Regions from separate parts of the Homo sapiens genome. Here regions 1 and 2 are each linked to region 3. A link is a loop called in an ENCODE intact Hi-C map of the cell type or tissue named here. Cell type or tissue: PC-9. All regions are shown on one strand. Region 1 overlaps TGM2 (transglutaminase 2). Region 2 overlaps TGM2 (transglutaminase 2). Region 3 overlaps RPRD1B (regulation of nuclear pre-mRNA domain containing 1B).

What was found. A loop is a pair of places that touch in the nucleus more often than their neighbours do. Peaks named below come from ENCODE experiments on the same cell type or tissue, not always from the same donor. Only the 100,000 strongest peaks of a DNase experiment are listed, where the experiment ranks them.
Region 1: it touches region 3 in a loop (4-fold over the local background); 13 of 110 quality-filtered maps call a loop at or near these places.
Region 2: a loop joins it to region 3, with 5 times the contacts of the local background. A loop is called at or near these places in 8 of 110 quality-filtered maps.

Annotation. Positions count from the first base shown.
Region 1 is chr20:38,130,712-38,138,711 of GRCh38, reverse strand. It overlaps TGM2 (transglutaminase 2), which reads left to right. Exons shown (of 13, transcript NM_004613.4): 10 at 327-599; 11 at 6,212-6,372; 12 at 7,483-7,619. Among named protein-coding and RNA genes, the nearest start is that of TGM2, 31 kb to the left of the region's middle. In PC-9, no CTCF peak of the experiment used is centred here; DNase peaks (open chromatin) are centred at 3,971 and 6,991; H3K27ac peaks cover 7,248 bases.
Region 2 is chr20:38,139,756-38,147,755 of GRCh38, reverse strand. TGM2 (transglutaminase 2) reads left to right here. Exons shown (of 13, transcript NM_004613.4): 6 at 862-1,039; 7 at 5,557-5,692; 8 at 6,371-6,474. Among named protein-coding and RNA genes, the nearest start is that of TGM2, 22 kb to the left of the region's middle. RefSeq lists enhancers at 4,183-4,851, 4,852-5,521. In PC-9, no CTCF peak of the experiment used is centred here; DNase peaks (open chromatin) are centred at 2,305, 3,395, 3,765 and 4,255; H3K27ac peaks cover 7,241 bases.
Region 3 is chr20:38,069,324-38,077,323 of GRCh38, reverse strand. All of the region lies in intron 6 of RPRD1B (regulation of nuclear pre-mRNA domain containing 1B), which reads right to left. Among named protein-coding and RNA genes, the nearest start is that of RPRD1B, 40 kb to the right of the region's middle. RefSeq lists an enhancer at 3,850-3,959. In PC-9, CTCF peaks have their summits at 3,480 and 3,680 (motif pointing left); a DNase peak (open chromatin) is centred at 3,873; H3K27ac peaks cover 1,103 bases.

The DNA of each region.
Region 1 (8,000 bases), 61 kb before region 3:
GGCACTGGATAAGTAAAACACAGCCTTAGCCCTCGAGCAGCTCAAGAAGGTAAGTTTGAAACAGAAAACAACACAGGGGAAGGAGTGGTCAGAGAGGGCTTCCTGGAGGAGGGGTCATTTGGGGTTGAGTCTTGAGGGATGTATAGGAGTTCACTAGTGGAAAATTAATGAAATGCTGTGTCCTTCTGGCCCAGAAATGTAGAGAAGGGGCTCCTTCATGGCTGCCCTGAGTCATCAGGCCTCTGCGAAGACAGCTCGCCCTGTTGCAGCCCCCTTCCTGTGATCTATTCCAGCTGTGATTGAGGCTCTCTTCTCAACCCCTACAGGGTCCTCAGAGGAGAGGGAGGCCTTCACAAGGGCGAACCACCTGAACAAACTGGCCGAGAAGGAGGAGACAGGGATGGCCATGCGGATCCGTGTGGGCCAGAGCATGAACATGGGCAGTGACTTTGACGTCTTTGCCCACATCACCAACAACACCGCTGAGGAGTACGTCTGCCGCCTCCTGCTCTGTGCCCGCACCGTCAGCTACAATGGGATCTTGGGGCCCGAGTGTGGCACCAAGTACCTGCTCAACCTCAACCTGGAGCCTTTCTCTGGTAAAGCCCTGTGTTCCTGGAGCATTTGTTGACCGCCAACTGACAACATGCTAGGTAGTGACCTAACCACTTAGCATGTGTGATTTCACCCCACAGACACTTACATGGCGCTGACTCTGGGGCAGGCCCTGTCCTAAGCACTTTATAAATATCAACCCACTTAATTCTTATTGCAAGAGTGAGGGGGTGGATTCTAACATGGCTCCGTTTTCCAGATGAGTAGACTGAGGCACAGAGAGGTTAAGTAATTTTCTTAAGGTTGCACAGTTGGGGAGTTAACCTGTCCTCACAGCAGCTATACTGTTTGGTTTCACCTCATCTTCGTGTGACCCCTGACTGCTTTCACAGACCCTCTGCTGCCCTCTCCCAGTGAATTCCACTGTCTCCAGCCCCTCATGCCTCAGCAGCCTCTCTCCATGGGCCCTTCGAGAACCTCTCCTGTGCCTCTGGTTGCTCTCGGCCTCAAAGAAAAGTCTCTAACCCAGCGCCTTGGAAAGTGCCTGTTGCACTTTCCACAGTGATGGAGACGTGCTGAGTCTGCACCGCCTATCCAGCATGGCTGCCACCAGCTGCACGTGGCTGCTAAGCGCTTGAAATGTGGCTGGTGCAACCGTAGAACTAAAGTTTGTTTGTTTGTTTGCTTGTTTTTTTATTTTTTTTGAGATGGAGTCTTACTCTGTTGCCCAGTCTGCAGTGCAGTGGCACGATCTCAGCTCACTGCAATCTCAGCCTCCCAAGTAGCTGGGATTACAGGCGTGCACCACCATGCCCAGCTAATTTTTGTGTTTTTAGTAGAGATGGGATTTCACCATGTTGGCCAGGCTGGTCTCGGACTCCTGGCCTCAAGTGATCTACCTGCCTCGGCCTCCCAAAGTGCTGGGATTATAGGTGTGAGCCACCGCACCTGGCCAAAACTAAAGTTTTAATTGTGTTGAAAGTTAGACAGCCACATGTGGCCAGAAGCTGCTATGTTGGGCAGAGCAGATCGGCGAGCCAAAGGTGGGAGCGTCCAGGCCTCTGCAGGGAGAAGTGCTTTCTTCCTGGACTTGATTGTCCCTCTCCAGTGTCCCCAGCACCAGCCTAGTTGCCTTTTTAGGCAGATCCCCTTCGCAGTGACATGGTGTCATTAGACCACCCAACCCAGCCCCGAGCCAAGACTTTGTCACCAGGCTTCCTGCACAGTGGTTGTCCTCTGGGTCCCTTCCACTGTCTGGCTTTGTCACTGTGCCTGGTTATCTTCCTAAATATAAGCTTGAGGCCCTCAGAGGAGCCGTGGCCACTGAGGTCACATAGCGAGGCAGTGAGGGACCAGGAATCAAGCCCAGGGCTCCGCCCAGCAGCCCCACCACCACCCAGCAGCCCCATCCCACTTTCTGCCATTTGGAGCCCTGCAGGTGTGAGGAGGGCAGAGGGGTTTCCAGGCTAGGAGAGGACCTGGGAGCTGCAGAATGAGACATTGGCCATCCTCTGAGGGGCAGTGGAATCAAGTAGGACATCGTCTTTGGGCAGCATCTCGCTGTGTCACCAGAGCAAATGGCCACTCCCCTGCACCTTAGCGTCCCCATCAGGCTCCTGGGGGTCATGATCCAACAGTGCAGGACCATCGGGGGTAAGAGAGTGTGCACACAGTAGGCACTCATGCCTGGGATTCAGTGTGGCCACACCTGGAGATGCTGGAGAGCCCTCGGGTGGGGCATGGTTTGTGTTTACAGAGTTTGTTTCCCCGTCTGTTTTCCCCGGACTCCTGCCTGTCAAACCAGTGGTCGTCCCTCTCCTCTATGACAGTGCCTGGACCCTTGGTGCCCATGGGCTGGCGTCTGGGGCACAGCTTTCACCCTCCTAAGAAAGCAGGTCTGTGTTGCGGGCGGGGCGTCTGCAGTGTTGACAGTTGCTGCCTCCTGGTTTTTCTATCTTGGGCCCACCGTGGGCACTCCTGGAGCTGCACGCCCTGGGCACACCCACTGTCCGGCCCGGGGCAGACTCCTCAGCAGGGGCCAGGCCCTCAGAGGGCAGATCCTCTTGGTACCAGGACAGGGCCCAACACTGAAGCTGTTGAAAGACATTTCCCGAGGCCAGGAAGACCTGGCTTTGAATCTCAGCTCTGCTGCCCTCTGAATGCACCACCTTGGGCGCGGTGAACATGCTCTCTGAGTCTTAGGTCATGCTCGCCTGTTACATGGGGTGATGACATGCCTGCCTGATGCGCCCGCAGCCGTGAGGACTGAGGGAGAGGATGCGTGCTCAGGAGGTATCTGGAAAGGGCACAGCAGCACCAGCACACGGTGGGGCCCTCACTCCTCCCTGAGTGCGAGTGCTAAGAGGCGTGGGGAGGCGAGAAGCCCGGGACCTTTCCTGAACACCTTCTGTCCCAGGCAGTGGTGTCAGCCCTGGGCTCGGGGGTTCCTGTGTCCCTGACACCTCGGTGGTGTAGAAAGGACCCGGCCCTCGCTGCTCATCCAGGCCCCGAGAGTCCGAGACAGGATCCATCTCTACAGGCGTGTGGGGGTTCAGGACACAAGGACACCCAAGTTCTAGTTCCTGCTGCCTGCTGCCTGCTGCCTGGCTGTGGGCTCCTGGGTATTCCTCTCCTCCAGCAAGGCTATGGGTTCCCCATTCACACAAAGGGGAAGGTGCTTTCCTCTTTTAAGAGCCCTTCCAGCCCTGTTTTGTGTGTGTGTATGTGTGTGTGTGTGTGTGTGTGTGTGTGTATACATTTAGGAGGTCCAAGTGCGGTTTTGTTACACGGATATATTGAGCAGTGGTGAAGTCTTGGGCTTGACATTGGAGACCCAGTCCCATCGTTTCAGTGCACACCCACCAGCTCCTTCTCGTGCTCAGAGCTGCTCCAAGGGGAGAAAGTGTCTGTCCTAGAATGAGTGGCATGAGGTGAACTCCAGGCCTGGGCCAGACACACCAAAATCACTTCCTCCCAGGCCTCTGTGGAGTCAGCCCTCACCTCTAAGTCACCATCGGGACCCTGAGAGCATTGTTCCGCACTGGCATCAGCCAAGCATGCTGACTTTTCTCATCCTCCCAGGAACATGCTCACCACAGAGGGTGAGCAGCAGGTCCCTCCTGTTGGGGATCCACTGGAGACATAGCCTTCAGGGAGAGGAAGGGGAGGACAGAAGGTCCTGGGCATTGGCCTCTGGCTGGAAAGTGAGGCTGGTCCAAGTCCCCTGTTGGAACCTCCAATGCCAAGCTCAAGCTGAGATGCGTTCCCTCTAAGCCCCCATACTGTGGTTGAGTTACTTGTTATTCTTTGATGATAAGATCTGGGGAATTTCCGTGTGCTGGTGGACAGGAAGCCAGGCCCTGGATGGCTGAAAGGAATCCAGTTGCCCCCACCCCTGCCTCCTTTCTCTGCTGCTTCTTTCTCTTCTCCTTCCTGCCTCCACCCTTTCATGCTCTCTCCTCCCTCATCCCTCCAGGTGGGTCACAGGAATGCAGCCAATGTGGCCTCGGTGACTGTCCCCAGAGTAACCTTCTAGAACAGGGCAAATTGTCTAAAGAATGGTTGAGACTGACCATACAGGTTTCCTCTTCCCAGCCAGCATCTGGCCCAAGACCAAGGCCGTGGCCACTGGCTTGTGGACGGAGACTTTCAAAGGTCCAGCCCTGCCCTGGCCTCCACCTCCTAGAATAGTCGACAGTTGGGCCACATCCTCCAAGCCCCCGGAGGATAATGTTTTTCTTCTTTCCTGTGGAGCTAGCTAGAATTTCCACTCTGCACCACCAGGTCTTGACCTAGTAATTTTCACCCTCTTTTGTCCTTTTTGGCACAAAAGTTTGGTTTTCTTCCCCAGATCACATCATCTGATGAGAGGTTGGAGCAGATCCACCCAGGGAATGAAAGGCCAAAGAGGTGGGCAGGTCGGGGCAGCATTTTCCAAAGAGGAGGACGCAGACCACCAGTGTTCACGGTCAAAGGTTCAAGGTCAAAGCCTGAACCTTGAATCCCACAGTGAGAAAGTGACTGTCTCCTCGGGTCTCAATCCGTCCTTCTGGTGACCTCCTGGGGAAAGTCTCTGAGGGTGCTGATTTGCCTCTGGCCTCCTAAGCCTTGCCAATCTCCCTCTTTAGCAGTAGACTCAGGTCTGAAACTCAGAGTCCACAGCACATCACTGTATCTGGCCAGAATTGAATATGCATGACTTTGTTTGTATTTTCTCTCTTTTTTTCCCCCTTGAGACAGGGTCTCACTCTGTTGCCCAGGCTGGAGTGCAGTGGTGCAATCACGGCTCACTGCAGCCTCGACCTTCCAGGCCCAAGCGATCCTCCCACCTCAGCCTCCCAAGTAGCTGGAACTATAGGCTCACCCCACCACTCCCGGCTTGAATTTTTGTATTTTTTATAGAGACGGGGTCTCACTATGTTGCTCAGGCTGGTCTCAAACTCCTGGGCTCAAGCAATCCTCCTGCCTCAGCCTCCCAAAGTGCTGGGATTACAGGCGCGAGCCACTACACCCAACTACTTGTATTTATTTACTGCTCCTCCCTGCCTCCTACAAACAGACCCCAGGTCTGTTTTCTTAAATGCTAAACTACATGAATCCTTAAAATGCTAAACTGCTAAGGTCCTCCAGCCTCAGTGTTCTTTTCAGAAACATGGGGCTAAGAACCACACTTCAGTGGGTAGCTTTGTTCCTGCCATCTTCTTTCTCATCCCCATATCACTGTGCGGCTTTTGCTCTGCAACGACCCTTGGTCTTACCTCTGCCCAGCAGGTGATAAGATCTGGGAACAGAGAGGAAACAGAGGGGAAACAGAGAGGGGAGGTCATCTCCCCGGGCTCACACAGCCAGTGAGTGGCCAGACAGGGCCTGAGGCAAGTCTCCCAATCTGAGCACTTACTGGCAGAGGTGATTCTTCATCTGTGCAACGGGTACAGCATCACGAGCCTCGTGGAGGGAAATGACCTTATGTCCATGAGAGGCATTCTTCAGTGAGTGTGGACCATATTGTTGGACTCTAAGATCTGGATTATTAGTCCAGATGCCTGCACAGTACATATCAGCTGTGTGACCTAGGACAACGTTATTTCACCTGCTGGAGACTCAGTTTTCTCATCTGTAAGTTGGGTGGTAATACACGTACAAGCCTTTTAGGGTTGTCATGTAGGTGAAGTAGGAGCCCGCCGTGGGAAGTGCAGTGCCTGGTGCAGCAAGCAGATGTCGGCTCTGATCCTCCCCAGGATGAAGGGCCCGCGGCTCACACACCCTGAGTCCCGAGCGCACCAGGCTCTTCCGGGACACTCGCTCAGCTCATCCTCCCACAGCCTTAGGAGTGCCTGTGCCACGCAGATCCAAACATCGAGGACCTGGGAGGTGGAGTGGCTCACGCGGGGTCACCCATTAGAAGAGGCAAAGGCAGGATTAGAACCAAGGCCCGTGGGAGTCCAAGTGCGTCCTCTACCCGCTGCTCAGTGTCCACTCTCCAGCTCCTCGCTGGGAACCCTGGAGCCACAGTGGGGAGTTCAGGGATCCGCCCAGCCATTCCCCCGCTGTGTGACCCCAAGCACATTCCTTCCCCTCTCTGTGCCTCTTGGAGTTGCAAGAGAGTTGGGAGGGGTGATTCTGCATCATGAGCACCCTCCTTTCTCCCCTTCTGCAGAGAAGAGCGTTCCTCTTTGCATCCTCTATGAGAAATACCGTGACTGCCTTACGGAGTCCAACCTCATCAAGGTGCGGGCCCTCCTCGTGGAGCCAGTTATCAACAGCTACCTGCTGGCTGAGAGGGACCTCTACCTGGAGAATCCAGAAATCAAGATCCGGGTAAGGGCAGGCTGGGCAAGGGGCAGGGTCCCAGGGCAGCTCAGCGCTGGGGAGAGGGCAGATCCCTACCCCCACCCCACACACCTGCATCCCTGCAAGCTCCAGACCTTTGGTGCCTTAGCGATCCTCAAATCCTAGCCTCATCGAAGAAAAGCATCATGAAGCCTAGAGAATTGGGGACTCGTAGCCTCTAGGAATGAATCTGAAAATCCCAGAGTGTTAGGGTCATGGAATTTGGGGATCTTAGAGTCATGAATCCTTCAAATGCTATACTACTAAGGCTGGAACCCCCAGGCACTGGGCACTGGTGGGGCAGGGTGGGGTGGGGGAGTGAAGGGCACAGACTAGAGTCTCACTGCCTGAATTTGTACCAGGGCAGCCCTGGGCATGTGAGTTTGCCCCTCTGTGCCTCAGTTTATTCATCTGTAACATGGGGTTAATAATAGCACTGAGGGGTGTTGTAAGAATTAAAAGCATATCCACAGGAAACACATAGAGCCATCCTCAGCACATGATAAGGGCTCACTGAAAGCTAACTATCCTTATCATCGCCATCATCATCATTATAGCCCTTCACTTAGAGGAGCCGCAGCCCACAACCCCTAAGGGCAACAATTACACTTAAATGGTAAACAGCAGAGGGAGCGGCAGTGAGCAGTGTGTCAGACATTCTGCTGGAAGCTTGCACATATTAGCTCAGTTAATCCTCACAAGAACCCTCAGTCAGGCATTTCTCTCCCATGAAGAATCCAAGGTGTACAGAGTGGGGAGTAACTTCCCCAGGTCACACAGTGAAGAAGAGGCAGAGATCAGCCTGGCTCAAAAGCCTGTGATCTTTCCCCTCCAGACCCTGGGACAAGGGAGGCACTTTGGACATCCCCTGGGTCACGTGGAGCCTCATTGCAGCTCCATGCAGGAGACCTGGGCCGGTAGCACAATCGGTGTTTTCCCGATGAAGAAACTGAGGCACAGAGGTGGGGGGAGGGGGGGTGATCGTGGCAGACCTGGGTACAGCTTTGTTCAGCAAATATTGGGCCAAATTGCAGTGAATGCAGACAGCCCAGCCTGGATCCCACCTGCCCTTGACATCTGCCCCATGCCCTCTTCCAGATCCTTGGGGAGCCCAAGCAGAAACGCAAGCTGGTGGCTGAGGTGTCCCTGCAGAACCCGCTCCCTGTGGCCCTGGAAGGCTGCACCTTCACTGTGGAGGGGGCCGGCCTGACTGAGGAGCAGAAGACGGTGGAGATGTAAGTGCTGGCTGCTCTAGCTTTGGGGCCTGGGGGAAGCGGGCAGATGCCGGTGGGGGTAGAGACTGTCCTTAGGTACCAAGCCCTGGCTGAAAATCCCCTCCTCTCATCTCCCACACAGCTGTGCCCACTCCCAGACACCCTGGGGCTAGAGTTCCCACCGTCACATTCTCTGTCAATGCTGACACCACCCATGCACAGATCTGCCACAGACCTCCACAGTGACATCATCCGTCAATAGGCGCTCACCTGCAGACACGTGCATCCTCACATAGACAGGTATCTGCCCTCCGAATGTCCACACATGAGCATGCACACACATATGCATGCGTGGGTGTTTCCACATAGATACGTAGCTGCACACATACATACGAGCACACA
Region 2 (8,000 bases), 70 kb before region 3:
TTCTTCAGTAAATATTTATCAAGTACCACTTATGTCCTAAGCACTGGGGAGACAGCTGTGTGCAAGTCCTGTGTGATCTCTAGCTTTATGGAGACTGTGTTATAGAGGGGAGGGGAGGGGAGGGGAGACAGACACTAACCAAACTACCATATGAACGAGCAGGCAGTTCACATGGTTCATAAATGATGGTGCACGCTCTGAAGGAACCCGAGGTGTGAGAGCGTTGGACTGCAGGGCCAGGCTCAGGGAGGGGCTGAGGGGCTCCCTAAGGTGGTACCCAGGAGAAGGGCATTCCAGGCAGAGGGCACAGCTGTGCAAAGGCCCTGAGAAGGGAGCGACTTTGGCAGGTTTGAGGAAGGAAGAGAGGCCAGTGTGCCTGGAGTGGAGTGAGCAGGGCCCGTGGGTGCAGAGGAAGCTGCAGAGGTGGGCAGGGGTGAGACCAGAAGGGCCTCTTGGATCATGGTCAGGAGGCTGATTTTATTCTCGAGGTAATGGGAGTTTAGGGGGAACGACACAATCTGGGGTGGGGGGCCCAAGCGGGTCTTTGTAAAACTTAGATCACACCATGTCACTCCCGAGCAATCCTGTGTTCATAGGACAGAGTCACATCCCCAGTATCGCGTTCAAGTCCTTGACCCTGCCCCACCTCCTTCTTCCCCATCTCCCTCCTGTCCCCCGGCTCCAGCCCCCACCATCTGCCGCACACCAGTCTGTCACACGATGGCCCCTTTGCACCTGCTCTTTCCTCACCCTGGAGCTCCCCTCCCCAGCTTTCACCCCCTGCTGTACTCAGGCTCACCCAGGCGGCACAGCCGACACCCCATCCCAGGCTCAGTCCCCGTGCTGCCCCACTGGTTGCAGGTCAACTGCAACGATGACCAGGGTGTGCTGCTGGGACGCTGGGACAACAACTACGGGGACGGCGTCAGCCCCATGTCCTGGATCGGCAGCGTGGACATCCTGCGGCGCTGGAAGAACCACGGCTGCCAGCGCGTCAAGTATGGCCAGTGCTGGGTCTTCGCCGCCGTGGCCTGCACAGGTGAGCTGCACGCTGGGATGTGGGTCATGAGCCCTGGGAGGGGGCACGAAGAGCACTGGAGTAGGAATCAGGACATCCCTGCCCTGGTCCTGCCCCCTGCCACCAACACTCTCAATGCGCTATGTGGCCTAGAGCCTGTGACCACCCTCTCCGGTCCTTTATCCAATAGCCATCCCTCCAGTGGTTGTTAGGATCAAGGGCTATCATTGGAGAGACTGCATGGGCTCAGGGCTGAGAACTTGGGCACTGGAGCCCACGTTCTCAAAAACTCAGGATTTTTAACTTGAGTTAAAAACCCCCTCCCTCCCACCACTTGCTCTGTGACCTTGAGCAAATGACTTCTTTCTGAACCTCAGTTTCCTCGTCTGGAAAATGGGGACAACATCAAGACCTTCCTCCTAGAGTGGGTGTGACATGAAGCTACTCAGCACAGAACCTAGCCCAGTGTCACTCTCGGCAAATATTAGCCAGTAATAACTGGATCCTAACAGTAATATCAGTGTCAAGAAAGAAAGCATGTTCTAAAATGTAGAGGGGGAATATCGAGCAATTTAAAACCAAAAAAGTAAAATAAATCTAAAACAAAAATCTTCAAAATTTAAGGCCAGAAAATGTCGATGATTGTTGCCAGGCTGATGATGGTGCTTATGAGAATGGGTTAGCATCACATGCTGGCTAAGAACGTAGACTCAAGACATGAGGATTGCTTGAGGCCGGGAGTTTGAGACCAGCCTGGGCAATATAGTGAGACCTTGTCTCTACAAAAAAATAAAATAAAATAAAAATTAGCAGGCATGGTTGTGTGTCTGGAGTCTTGGCTACTCAGAAGGCTGAGGCAGGAAGATCGCTTGACCCCTGGAGGTTGGCTGCAATGAGCTATGATTGCACCATTGCACTCCAGCCTGGGCAACGGAGCAAGATCCTCTCTCAAAAAAAAAAAAAAAAAAAAAAAAAGAGAGAGAGCACAAATTCTGAAGTCAAGGCCTGGGTTCAAATCCTAGCTCTGCTTCTTACCAGCTGTGTGTCCTTAGGTAAATCACTTAACTCCTCTGAACCACAGTTCCATTGTATGTAAAATGGGCACAACGGTAGTACCTTTATACTGGGATGGTTGTGAGGATTAAATGAGTTAATATGTGTGAGGTAGCTGAGCGTGGTGGTGGTGCACCTGTAGTCTTAGCTGTTTGGGAGGCTGAGGCAGGGGGATCACTTGAGCCCAGGAGGTCGAGGCTGCGGTGAGTCATGATTGCACCACTGTACTCCAGCCTGGGTGACAGAGCGAGACCTCATCTCTAAATAAATAAATGAATGTGGGAAGTGCTTAAAATGATTTTGGGTGCATAATAGAAAATACTTATGTGATGATACTATTTATTGTCACGACTATTATTATTACCAGGCTCAATCTAAAAGGCTGGTCTGGGGCTTCCAGCTTTTCTGATTCCAAAACCAGTGCTAAGGCCCAGGAAAGGGTGCCTGGCAGGGCCCCCAGCACATCCTCCACACCAGCAGGCTGGGTCAGGGCAGCCTAACCTAGGTTCTCAGCTCGGCTGTCCTTGCCTTCTGACTCCTGCCTCTCTGCCTGGGACTGCCTGTTCCCCGTGACCTCTGAATTCCTTTTTCTTGTGGAAACTCCTTCATGCCAGACACTTCCCTCTGAGAGCCCTAAAACACCTCTTTTCAAAGAAGCCCATGGGTTTTCCTGGAAAAACCCCGAAATCCAAGACCTGGATCCCCAGGCTCACCGGCAGAAACCCTGGTCATCCTGGTCACCCTGGGCTGTGGCCGCCTGAAGATTGAGCAGCAGATCCTGCCCCTCAGCTGCCCACTGCAGGGCTGTGTTCTGGTCCCCGCAGCCTCTTCCCAGGCTGTGTAGGATGGAGCCAGGGAAAACTTGGCCAAGAAAAGGGCTGTCTGACCACTGTGGCCGTGGAGTTCACGTGGGGAGCCAATGGTGAATTGGCCCATGAACTCTGGAGCTGGACTGCCTGGGTTTGAATCCAGCTCTGCCACTAACCCCTGGGTGGACTTGGGCAAGAGAATTGATGCCTCCAAGCCTCAATTTCCTCATCTATAAAATGGAGACAATGGTGACTGATCTCATTCATAGGAAGCTCTTAATACCAGGGAGAGATCACTTAGCACAGTCTCTGGCTCCGGTTAGGCTTGGGTTTGGGGATTTCCAGGGGAGCCTGGCATTCCAGCTTTCTTAGCCGGATCCCTCACTGTACTTCCTCAATGTCCATGAATCAGCCAGCACTGATGGACGACGTTTGCCGTAACGGGCACCATGACACACTGTGCTGTTCCCGAGCACCCCCTCAATGCTTGCTCTGGGAATGGGCAGACAAGGCTGTGCCCACACCCGCGGCCTCTCTCTGAATCACCACAAATCCCCACAAGCTGCTATTATTAGCTTGTCTTACTGAGGAGGAAATGGAGGCTCAGAGAGGGGAGTGGCTTGCCCAAGGTCATACAGCTGGTGAGCAGCAGGGTCAGTCTCTGATCCAGGTGTGCACGGTGCTGGGGCAGCCTCCTGTTAGACTGATGAGGAGGCCTCCCGGGACACCACCCCTGGGGCAAGAGTGGCACTTGGCTCCCTGGAAAGCAGAGACAGACCTCCCCCGTCCTCCGGTCTGTCCTCAGGCCCACTGCATGGTGGGATAAGACCTGTGGTTAGGACACCAGCCTTCACTGAGGGCAGCCTTAGGGCTGAGCCCTGCCCAGGCCTCAGGGGGACAGAAACCAGGCAAGAGGGGGAGGTCATAGCTGTTCCTTCCTCCTTCCTCGAAGCTCCTACAAATCTCCTGGCAGGAATCCAGGGCCAACCAGTAAGCTCTTACCCTGGCCTATCGATGGTGGCCCCAGGGCAAAGGTCGCATCCCTTCTCCCCCACTCCCAAACTCAACTTCAATCAAAACTAAAAGTAAAACAAAAGTCCCACAGATTACCTTATTACGCCTAATCTTGTTTCTCTTCATTTTTTAGATATTTTTTTCTGGGAATCTGTTACTTTTACAATACACATAAAAAGCACATTTTTAAAATGAGAGAGTAAAAGCACCCATAATTCCGTCTGCCAGGAGCACCCAGTGGGCCGTGTGGGTGAGATCCACACCGGGATTTTCCTCCCTCCCCTGTGCTCCTCGCCTCTCTGAGCTGAGCTCAGCTTGCAGATGCCAGTCAATGTCCTGTTGCTGTTTAACCTGTCATTGCAACATCAGCCCCTTTCCCAGCAAACAGGGCGTTGGCAGGTATGCAGGGCCCTCCCTCCGGACAAGTCTGAGGACCCTGATCTGTGCTGCGACCTATTTATAGGGCCACGTGCATCCGTGTTCTTGTACATTGGGAATGATGATGAGTCCTCAGTGGCATCACTAATGCACAAAGAGATGGAACCAAGGCCCAGAGACATGAAGGGACTGGTCCCAGGTCACACAGCTGAAAGCAGCTGGGTCTCCCGACCTCTGTGCCCTCCTCTGCCTGTTCTGCTGTTTGAGTCTTTAAGTCCCTATCTTGGGGAGAGTCAGTCATTCAATCACTCCTTCCCTCCCTCCCTCTTTCCTCTCCTCTCTCCTTCCTCCACTCCTTCATCCCATTTGACAAAATAGTCAATGACAGGCCTGTGCTGGGCTCCAGGATCTAACATAAGACAGATCCCTCACTGGCCTTGGAGGACTAATTAAAGAATCCCTCACATGCCTGTACACTGGAAGGATGAAGGATCTCCAGCCGTGCTATGAATGCAAATGATGGGGCAACCTGAACCTGGCAGGCAGCCTTCCAGGCAGAGGGAATTGCAGACACCGATGCCTTGAAGCTGGCAGAGGCAGAGCATGCTGGAGGCCAGTGTGGAGGAGCACAGCGTGCGAGGAGGGGTTCAGGGGCCAGACCCTGCAGGGCCAAGGGCCATGGCCAGGGCACTGGCCTTGACCTCAAGGGCCATGGGGAACCAAGGACAATTGATCACAGGAGTGGTGACATCAGATTTGTACTTTATTTCATTTTGAGATGGAGTCTCACTCTGTCGCCCAGGCTGGAGTGCAGTGGTGCAATCTTGGCTCACCACAACCTCCGCCTCCCAGGTTCAAGCAATTCTCCTGCCTCAGCCTCCTCCTGAGTAGCTGGGATTACAGGCGTGCACCACCATGCCTGGCTAATTTTTGTATTTTTAGTAGAGACGGGGTTTCACCATATTGGCCAGGCTGGTCTCAAACTCTTGACCTCAGGCCCCCCTCGGCCTCTCAAAGTGCTGGGATTATAGGCGTGAGCCACCACGCCTGGCCGGGGTTTGTATTTTAGAGTCTCCTTCTGGCAACTGTGATGTGAGGGGCATAGAATGGACATGGGGTGACCAGAGAGGTGGGCGCCATTGTCCCGGCAGGAAGGGCTGGCTCATGTTCTCAGCACTTGGACAGCAGGTACAGTGTTCCCTGGAATGCAGATGGGCAGGTGGAGGCCCAGAGCAGGGCGGATGTCTCCAGGACCTCACCCCGCTTTCCACTCCTCTCCAACAGTGCTGAGGTGCCTGGGCATCCCTACCCGCGTCGTGACCAACTACAACTCGGCCCATGACCAGAACAGCAACCTTCTCATCGAGTACTTCCGCAATGAGTTTGGGGAGATCCAGGGTGACAAGAGCGAGATGATCTGGTGAGGTGGGGGCCAGGGTGGGATCGGAGCCCAGTAGGGAGGGCCCCATGGAGAGGAAACCTTGGAGGGCTTCTTGGAGGAGGTCACATTTGAATTGGGCCTTAAAAGTTCAGCAGTATTTGAGCAGGCTTGGGGAAGGCCTAGAGGGAAAGTCAACCACATACATGATGGGGCCTCAGGAAGAATCATGCTGCAAATGTTGTCGGGAGTCTGGAATGCCACATTAGGGGGCCCAGGCTTGATTCCAAAAGCAATAGGTTGTCACTCAAGGATTCAGAGTGGGAGAGGGCGGGGCTGACAACTGCCAGGAGGGCTAGAGGGGAAGAGATGGGCGGGGGGCTGGGGCGTGGTCCAGGTGGGGAGTGATAAGCCCTGAACGGACAGAAAAGAAGGGATGGAGCCAAGAAATTAGGAGGTCAAAGGGGCCACTGAGAGGGGCAAGGAGGGGAGAGGAGTTGAGAAGGGCTCTGAGGTGTAGGAGTGGGCGCCTTGGCTAGAGAGGGTGCTGTGAGATGGGCCCCCGTGGGGGGAAGAACAAGGCAGTGGGGAGACACCCTGGGCTCAGTTTGGGACGAGGCGAGCTTGCATCTGGGGACATGAATGCATGGTCTGCCCGTGGGAGGTGGCGATGAATGTTGCTCATGTTCTGCTTCATTCCCGCCCCCCTATCCCCCTCAGGAACTTCCACTGCTGGGTGGAGTCGTGGATGACCAGGCCGGACCTGCAGCCGGGGTACGAGGGCTGGCAGGCCCTGGACCCAACGCCCCAGGAGAAGAGCGAAGGTGCGTGGGCGGGCACTGTCGCGTCAAACAGATGGGGAAGACGAGGCTTGGAGAGTTAAAGTGACTCAGCTGGAGGGCGGCAGAACTAGGAGCTCACCCGGAGACCACTGATGGGTCCACAGAAGGGTGGGGGACCTCACTTACATCTTAATAACACACTTCTTGATAAATCTCAAAAATAATTCACGTGCATTGCGGAAAGCAGGAAATACAGAGAAGCTCAAAGAAAAAAATCAAATAGCATCTTTGTCTCCTCCCTCTAAAATAAGCAGCATTAACATTCACACGAGCTTCCACTGATTTCAAATCGTGTATTTGTATGCGGGTGTATATGTGTGTGTTTATATATGTATGTATATAAACACACATATATATATGTAGTACCTGTGTGTTTGAAAGAGAGAGTACACTAAGGCACAATTTTGTGATGCATATGGACACTTTCTAGGAATATTTTTAAATGTATAAAATATAATACATAGCGTTACAAAGAAAACCAATTACATTAAAATACAGTTGTCACAAGTTTTAAAAAATGAATTTATGATATAATAACATATGCTTCTTTATAGAACAAGATCTAGCGGTAGAGTCAGTAAGTTCCATAATATAGTTGTAGAGATAATTTATGAGCATAAATTAATTTCCTGCCATCTGGGACAGCTGTAAGGTTGTAATGACCACGCCTGTGGTTCTTATGAGTGACAAGTCCTAAGTGCTCCTCAGGCTGCTATGGTCATTTCCTGCTTTTGCAATTGAAGAAAGTGCTATGGTGAAAACAAAGATACCCTTTTTTCCCCATCATAGGGTTCATAGACCCCTGAATTCTGTTGGTAGTGCCTTGGGGGGATCCGTGGGCCCTGGTTTAAGACCTCCAGCGGCATGGAACATTTTTTCCCAGCTCTGTCCACTTCTGGATAAAGCATTGGCATTTCTCCAGCAGATAGTTTTCTGTGATTTGAATTTTTATTTAATGTGACCGTGGTCCATCACATGGATGTGCTAGACTGTATCTATCCAGCCTCTAGTCCTCAGCATTGGAAGTCTGCGGACAGTGTGGGGCGGTTATCAACCACACTTACGTAAACATCAGGCACCCGTATTCACTTGGAGAACACACACGCCCTGGGGCTGGCCCCATGCGGGGCACTGAGCTCCACTCTCAGTATGAGCAGGAAACGAGACAGATGTCCTCCTTGCTAACATGTTGCCTGTCCTTGGCTCCATAATTTCCTCAGGATGTCTGGGATACATTTCCATTTTATTTATCAAATACTTGCATAGCATTTAGTATAGGCTATGAGCTTTACATCTATAATTCAGGAATGCTCATTAGGTGGTCCAGATCTTATCTCCACATGAAACTGCCGCTTCGAGAAGTTAGTGACTGGCCCAAAGTCACCAGCTAATAACAGGCTGAGCTGGGATTTGAACCTTAAAAGTTGTGCTCCAGAGCCCCTATTCTGAACCCTTGCCCTGTGGTGCCCTCCTGGAAGTGGAGTCCTTCCGTCAGAGGGCCGCGTGGT
Region 3 (8,000 bases):
TGAAGTACATGGAAGAGGTCTGACCTAGAGATCTAGAGGTAGGCCATCAACATCCAGTTGGTAACTGAAGCCAGCCTAAGTATAAAGCACTCAAGGAAAAGGTCCAGGCCTGGTGCAGTGGCTCATGTCTGTAATCCCAGCGCTTTGGGAGGCTGAGGCGGGTGGATCTCCTGAGGTCATGAGTTCAAGACTCGCCTGGTCAACATGGTGAAACCCCGTCTCTACTAAAAATACAAAAATTAGCTGGGTGTGGTGGTGGGTGCCTGTAATCCCAACTACTCAGGAGGCTGAGGCAGAAGAATTGCTTGAAGTCAGGAGGTGGGAGGTTGCAGTGAGTCCAGATCGCACCACTGCACTACAGCCTGGGCAACAGCGAGACTCCATCTCAAAAAAAAAAAAAAAAAAAAAAAAAAAAAAGGTCCAGAATGAGAAAAGGCTAAAGGAATGGCAACATTTACAATAAAGGCATGGAGAAAAGCTTATTGAAGGATGAAAAAGCAGAAGAACCAGCAGAGGGTGGTACACAGAAACCAGAAATGCAAATACATTGTAATACAGTAATATTAAATGCTGCAGACAGGGCCAAAAAGAGAAAGGGAGCCAAGAGGCAGAGACTAAGAAGTACCTTTTGGGTTTTGAGATTAGACCACTGGGGGCAGGGGTGGGGGGAAGGGGGGAAATTCTGAAGACAGCCACTTGGGTGGAATGTAGACATGCATGCCAAGCTGCAACAGGCTGAGAAGCAGAGGCAGCAAGGGAAGTGGATATGGTGGTAGTTATAAAGGGAGGGTGGTGCAGAGGGTATGCTCATGTGAATGTGATGATTTCTTTTAAACACTGGAGAGACAAAGCATGCTACATGCTGAGGACCTTCAGCTAGTTTACTGGAGACTTCTCATGTGGGCAGGAAAATAAATTGGCCCTAAAGGTCCCATGTGACGAGGGAAGGTGGAAGCTAACAACTTCAGATTAGTTAAGGTGTTGGAATCTGTTGTCCCAGGAAGGTAAAGTGTTACTTTATCAATGAAAAGTCACATCAAAGATAAAACGCTGGGAGGACCACTGGCTTCAATGGAAAAAGCCAAAAAGAACCTGAAATATGCAAAGCAGATCATCATCACTGCACCATAATTGGGGTAAATGGTATCTTAAAGGGAACAATTCCTACTGAGTCTATGCCCCACAGAACAGACACACTGTGAGCAAAAGGAAAGGACTGGGAAAAGGACATCATGAGTAAAAGTAGGATTTGTCCATTCATAATTACTGTCCAAACCCCAATAATTCTCAGAAAGGCTGCTGGTAAATTTTTGTTGAGTTGAAGTTTGCGAAGTTATTGTGCTTGAAATTCTCAAAGTAGCTACTGGCAGAATTAGGCAAAGAGAGCTAATCATACTTCTTCCTACAGATGTTTAAAGATAAAGGACCTCAATAAGGAAAAAAACAAATAAGGAGGCTTGCACAGCCATCATGACAGCTGGCTAGTACCATCCTCTTCACATAAAGCATGCCATATCTTTGGGGCTCATGGCTTTCATCTGCAAAGGTTTCACTTGACTCCTGATTATAACCAGAATACTTTGCCCTGATCTCAGAAAATGACTCTTTCTGATCTATTTCAAGTCTAACATTTTAGAGACAGAAAAACAAAGTCAGAGATTAACTTCCAAGATTGCAAAGTATGCCACAATCCAATTTTAACTTTCTTCAGAATCCCAATTTTAAGTGGGAGTAGAAGGCCCACCTTAACAGTAGTAAGAACATTCATAAAGACTAAAATAGAACCTTGCTCAAAATAACTTGCACCCACTAGGTCAAACAGGCAGCTCAAATTTCTGCAATCTGAACCTTGCTCTCAATATTATGCTCACTCAAGTCAATGTTATAGTAGAAGTATGTGCTATTTTCACACAGCTATCTCAAATGTAAACAAGATCATTTAAAAGCCAGAAGAGAGCTCCATTAGTCTAATTAAACTATTCTGTGTTTACTCCTTCATAAAACAAAAGACTAATCCTTAACTTGTATAGAGGTTTATACAAAATAAGCTCAATGAAGTCCTAGACTGGTTAAGATGCTTTGGAAAAGACAAGAACTCCTACAGCAGGAACGCATTCTGGTGGCAGAGACCGTGAAATGTATATGACCTTCAGTATACTTAAAAGACAAGCAGACATCTGCACATATACATAGAACCACTTCTAGAAATCTACAGGAAGAAAATAATCCAAACACTGAAAGTTAGCCTAAAGCTAAGAGACAGAGACAGAAACATACAAGTGCTCAATACAAATAATCATTGACTATCCAACCACAGGTATTCAAGCAATCATTTACAATGTTTATAAAGTTTTTATTTACAAGGAAAAATAATCATGTTAAGAAAAAAGCATGACAGAAAATTATCTGCAAGTTATCATTCAGTTTAATTTTAAACTAAGAGGAAAAGGAAATACGCAAAAATTAAAAATAGTTATCTCTGGGTAATGAGACTAATTTTATTCTTTATACTTATTTGCTAAGTTTCCTCTGATGTATTACTTTTACAATCAAAAAAAGAAAACAAAAACAAAAACAAAAACCCTGAGTACTAGTTGAACCAGAGTGAATGTTCTGGCAGGCAGGAGTAATAAGAGGCCCAGGTGCTGTTTTAACTTCATATTATATGCATTCCATAAATATGAAAAATTAGTGCTACATATACCAGCTGAAACTCAGTGGCACTGTTCCATCAAGCAGGGGTTACACTGCCCACAGAAGTTGGGCTACAAATATGAAAACGGTACTATGGCTAAAGGCATGAATTCTTGCTGGGAAAGCCTTAAAACCGTGTCACTTTTTCAATGTAAAGTCTCAAAGTCTCAAATGTTGGCAAATCATGTTCTTAAGTCACTAAGTATGTGAAGTACATTATAATGTGGCATTATTTTCCTGGAGTGAAAAATAAGTATCATAGGTTTCACATTGTAATAAAGAAACACACACACACCCAACAGATAAAAGCTCCAGCTATAAACTGGGCCTAAGCAGTAGGGTCAGTAGACTAAAATGAATAAAAGAAATCCAAGGAACTCCAAATCACTCACAGAAGCCCACACATTAACTCAATAAAAGTCCTCACATATTGGAGGGAAACTGGCGGAAAAAAAGAAAATAAAAGAAAAGTAAAAAGAAAGAAAACTCCCACATCAAAGTAGGGGATGGAAAGGCAAGGGAGAGCAGTAAGCACACTACGGCCTGCTTCGTGGGAAGGTACTGAGTGCAAGGCCCCGTAATTACTTGGCAACAGAATGACCTGTTTTAACAACTATTCTAACAACCTGGGTGCTGACAGAGCTGCCAGCCTAGGGAGGACAGACTTGAATACTACAGAAGGGCAGTGAGTTTAGAGGACTGAGAGGAGGGGGCCGGCACTAGGCAGGGCCTCTCAGCTCCCAGGAGAACACAGTGGATGATCACTGTAGTTAGGAGTCAGAAGATCCAGGTACTGGTCCTCACTGGCTTCCTCTGTGACCCTGAAGTGTTCACATAAACCCAAGGGCTCTTACCTAAAATGACAATTAGATCACCGGCTCCCATCTGTCCTTACCATGATAGGACACTGAGATACTGGCTTTGATCATCATAGGAAAGACGAATTTACTCCAAAGTTGACAAAAAAGGAGCTCTCTATCTCCCCCTACTGCCTGGCCTAATATTGAAACAAAAGCTTCTAACCATCTGCACCCTGCAGGGAGGTGCTGCCAAAAACAACAATCTGCCATCATTTTGGTTGAGCACCCCTTCAACTGTAGCCAAAGAATTTCTCAAGTTGTTATAACCACAATCAAACAGAAATATGAAGAGTCATAAGGCAATGTTGGATTCTGAACCATTTCCCCCTTCCCAGCTGTGTTGTCTGAAGTCAGAGGCTCTACTCCTGAGTAGTCATTACAGCCAAGGGGGAGGTGCCAAGCGAGGAGAAACACCAGCAGCTTTAAGTTCATGAGCCAATTTCTCCCCTCCTATCAGAGCAAGAGCGTGAGCAGGGGTACAGCGAGGCAGGTACTTAGAACCTTGGTGGCAGAGTAGGTTCTTTCACACTTAGAATGCTTTCATGCAATCATTTTATGACCCCACATAAAATGTCATTTCTCTACAACAAGATTCTTGGGAACTGTTTAAATGATTAAACTTTGGCTACTATTCTGTGTAAGATGTCTTCCTGCTGTTGATGTTGCAGAATCAAAATTCTGAAATCAAAACAAAAGTACAAATCTGATGAAGTTACCAGATGTCTGCCTTGGACTCTATGCTGGTCTGCAGCTACCTCTCTCTCTAGGTTTCTTCACCAATTCAGAAGTCTGATTATATGATCTCTAAGGTTCTGTCCAGCTCAATAATCCTGCTAATCACTTTACTTAGATATCCAGGCCTCTATGTGTCACTTTACTTTGTAAAGCTGCTGTTGTGACTGTGCCCTGGTGACTCCATTGAGTCCATACACAAAATACTCATATCTTCTAGAGGTGGGGGTTAACATTATTGAAAGGTGATACCACTGCCCTCCATCTGTGGTCCCAAAACCTAGACAGGGCCTTTATAATATCAAATGCATCAGTAAATGACACTCTCCTAGAGTGCTTTTTAAAATTCTGCAGCAGAAATTGAAGACTTAAATAAATGTGAAGACATCCCCTGTTCATGAGCTGAAACACTTAAGACTGCTAAAATCGCAATACTCCCCAAAGTGACCCGCAGACTCAATGCATTCCCTAGTAAAACTTCAATTACCTTTTTTGCAGAAATGGAAAAGGTGATTGTTAAATTCATAGGGAATTGCAAGCGATCCTAAATAGCCAAAACAATACTGAAAAAGAACTCTGAGGACTCATACTTACTGATTTTAAAACTTACTACAAAACTACAGTGATGGAGATAGTGTGGTATGAGCATAGGATAGACATATACATTAATGGAATAGAATTGAGAATCCAGAAATAAACCAATACATCTGTGGCCAATTGATTTTTGACAAGGGTGCTGGGCATTCAGGTGGAGGAAAAGAGTAGTCTCTTCAACAAATGGTGCTGGGACAAATGGATATCTACAGGCAAAAGAATGAAGTTGGTCCCCCCCTACATCACACCACATACAAAAACTAACTCAAAACAGATTAAGAACGTAAATTTAAGACATAAAATTATAAAACTTCTAGAAGAAAACACAGAAAAAAATTGTCATGACCTGGGATTGGCAACAGATTATTACATGTGACACCAAAAGCATGAGCAACAACCACAAAAATAGATAAATTGGAACTCATAAAAATAAAAAACTTTTGCACATCAAAGGATATTACCTAGAAAGTGAAAAGACAACTTATAGGAGAAAATAGTTGCAAATCATTTATGTGATAAAGGTATATTATCCACAATATATAAAGAACTTTTACAACTCAAAAAAAGCAAATAACCCAATTTGAAAATGGGCAAAGGAATTGAACACACATTTCTCCAAAGATAAACAGCCGACAAGCATACTGAAAGATGATCAGTATCGTTAGTAATTAGCAAAATGCAAATCAAAATCACAATGAGATAAACCTGCACATGTAGGTTGTCGAAAATAAAGAGACAATAACAAATGTTGATGAGGATGTGGAGAAACTGGAACCCACGCACATTGCTAGTGGGGATGTAAAATGATGTAGCTGCTGTGGAAAACAGTCTGATGGTTCCTCAAAATGTTACATAGAATTACCATATGACCCAGCAATTCCACTCCTAGATTTATACATAACCAAGAGAAATGAAAAGATATGGCCACACAAAAACCTCCACATGACTGTTTATAGCAACACTATTCATAAGAGCCAAAAGGTGGCAACAACTCAAATGTCCATAGACAGGTTATAAACTGTGTCACATCCATACAACAGATTAGTGTTCTACCATAAAAGAGATGAAGTACTGATATATGCTACAACATGGGATGAATCTTGAAAACATCGTGCCGAAAGAAGCCAGACACAATTATGTTTTGGAACTTGATACAATACTGTGAACGTACTAAATGCCACCAAAATGTGTGCACTTTGAAGTGCATGGTTAATTTACGTTATATGAATTTCACCTCAACTAAAACAATAAATCTGCAGCTTGGAACAAATTTCTCAAGAGCTCTTCCCTGTGTGGCATATCATCTTTGTGTGTGTGCACCATGTGGCATGTGGGTCAACACAGGACTATCTGCTTTCAGTTCTAGATCGCTGACAGTCAGACACCATGATCTGAATAAAATTCACAGTTAAGGCCAGGCATGGAGGCGCATGCCTGTAATTCCAACACTTTGGGAGGCCAAGGCAGGTGGATCACCTGAGATCAGGAGTTCGAGACCAGCCTGCCCAACATGGCAAAACCCCATCTCTACTAAAAATACAAAAATTAGCTGGGTGTGGTGGCATGCGCCTGTAGTCCCAGCTACTCGGGAGGCTGAGGCACGAGAATCGCTTGAACCCGGGAGGCAGTGAGCTCAGATTGCTCTACTGCACTCTAGCCCTGGGCAACAGAGCAAGAGTCTGTCTCAAAAAAAAAAAAAAAAAAATCACAGTTAAGAAGGGAAAACTGCAGGTTCCTGACCTTTTTTCTTTCCTTAATACTTGTACAAATAGGTTTCTTTCTCACACACACACTCTTCCACATGCACTGATCATGCTAACAGAACATGTCTGTATCATGCTTTATTCACGCTGACAAGACAGGAACCCTATCCAACCCACTCACGCTATGTCTTATGAGCTTTGAGCAGACATCTGGGAGTAATGTAGTCACCTCTGTCAACCACAAACAAAGCTTCTCTTTGCTCTGGAAGTGAAGCTGGAAGGCTTTTCTGGTATCTTTGGCCTTTGCCTTTCTGAATGGGCTTTCTTCTATACCCTCCACATTCTCTAACCTCCTCTTTGGGCTGCCATTTGTGCTTCCTTCCACGTGCCTTCTCCATTTCTAGGTTTTCTCATGTTCATGACAAAAACATTACCCACAGATTTTCAGCAGCATTCCTTCCACCCTTGCCTGGTGTTTAAGGGCCAACATCATAGGCCAAAGTCAATCATGACACCCTGAAGCAAAAGTCAAAAACAAACAAACAAAAAAAGATGATTATCTCAGAATAAAGCATAATTCTACTTAAAGGAAAAAAGAAAAGTAGTACAAAGGAGAAAACCTACAGAAACTTCTAAAAATGGTTACCTTTCCGTACTAACATATTCTTTACAACCAATCATTAAATCAGATTTGTTAAGCCACTTTTAATGCAACCTTAAAAAAAAACCCTTTTCTCTATAGAAAAAGGTTACATCAAGTGATGGATTTCACAGAACAAGTATTTACTGAGGAACAAATATGTTCCTGGCACTGTGAGAGCACTCAAAGAGTATACAGTCTAGCAAACTTTGGGAGACCTGCTGAAGGCATTACAGTTTCAGAAACTGTCCATGATTTGATAACTCTCACAATTTTAATAAGCATCTGATCAAATTATTATTAGCATCTTCATTTTTTTCTTGGTCTATTTCAAGGTAGACACAAGTGAGAATATTTTCCTTACTGACAACCTATCTTGAATTCTACCCTAACCCCTTGTTTGCTGCTATTTCCCCCTGACTAGAGCATAAGCCCTTTGAGGGGAGAAGTGCATCGTGCCCATCTTTGTACATCTGGCTGGCACAGGCTTTGCTGACTCCCTGAATGAATACGTAGCTTCTTAAAGAGCACAGACCTTAATCTCCCACTGGTGGTCTGCAGCACCTCCTTCCCACATCTGACTTTGTCTTTCTTCAGATACCTGTCTGGTCCAGTCTAACTGCTCCCCATTTATAAACATGCTTCTCTTCTTCAACTGCTAGTTCCTTTTACAAAAAGGTTTTATTGCCTGACAGGAAGTTTGGACTTACCTTAAACCACAATCAGAACCGCCAAATGCCTCCTTAATCTACATTATGTACGATCAAGTGGTTTGGT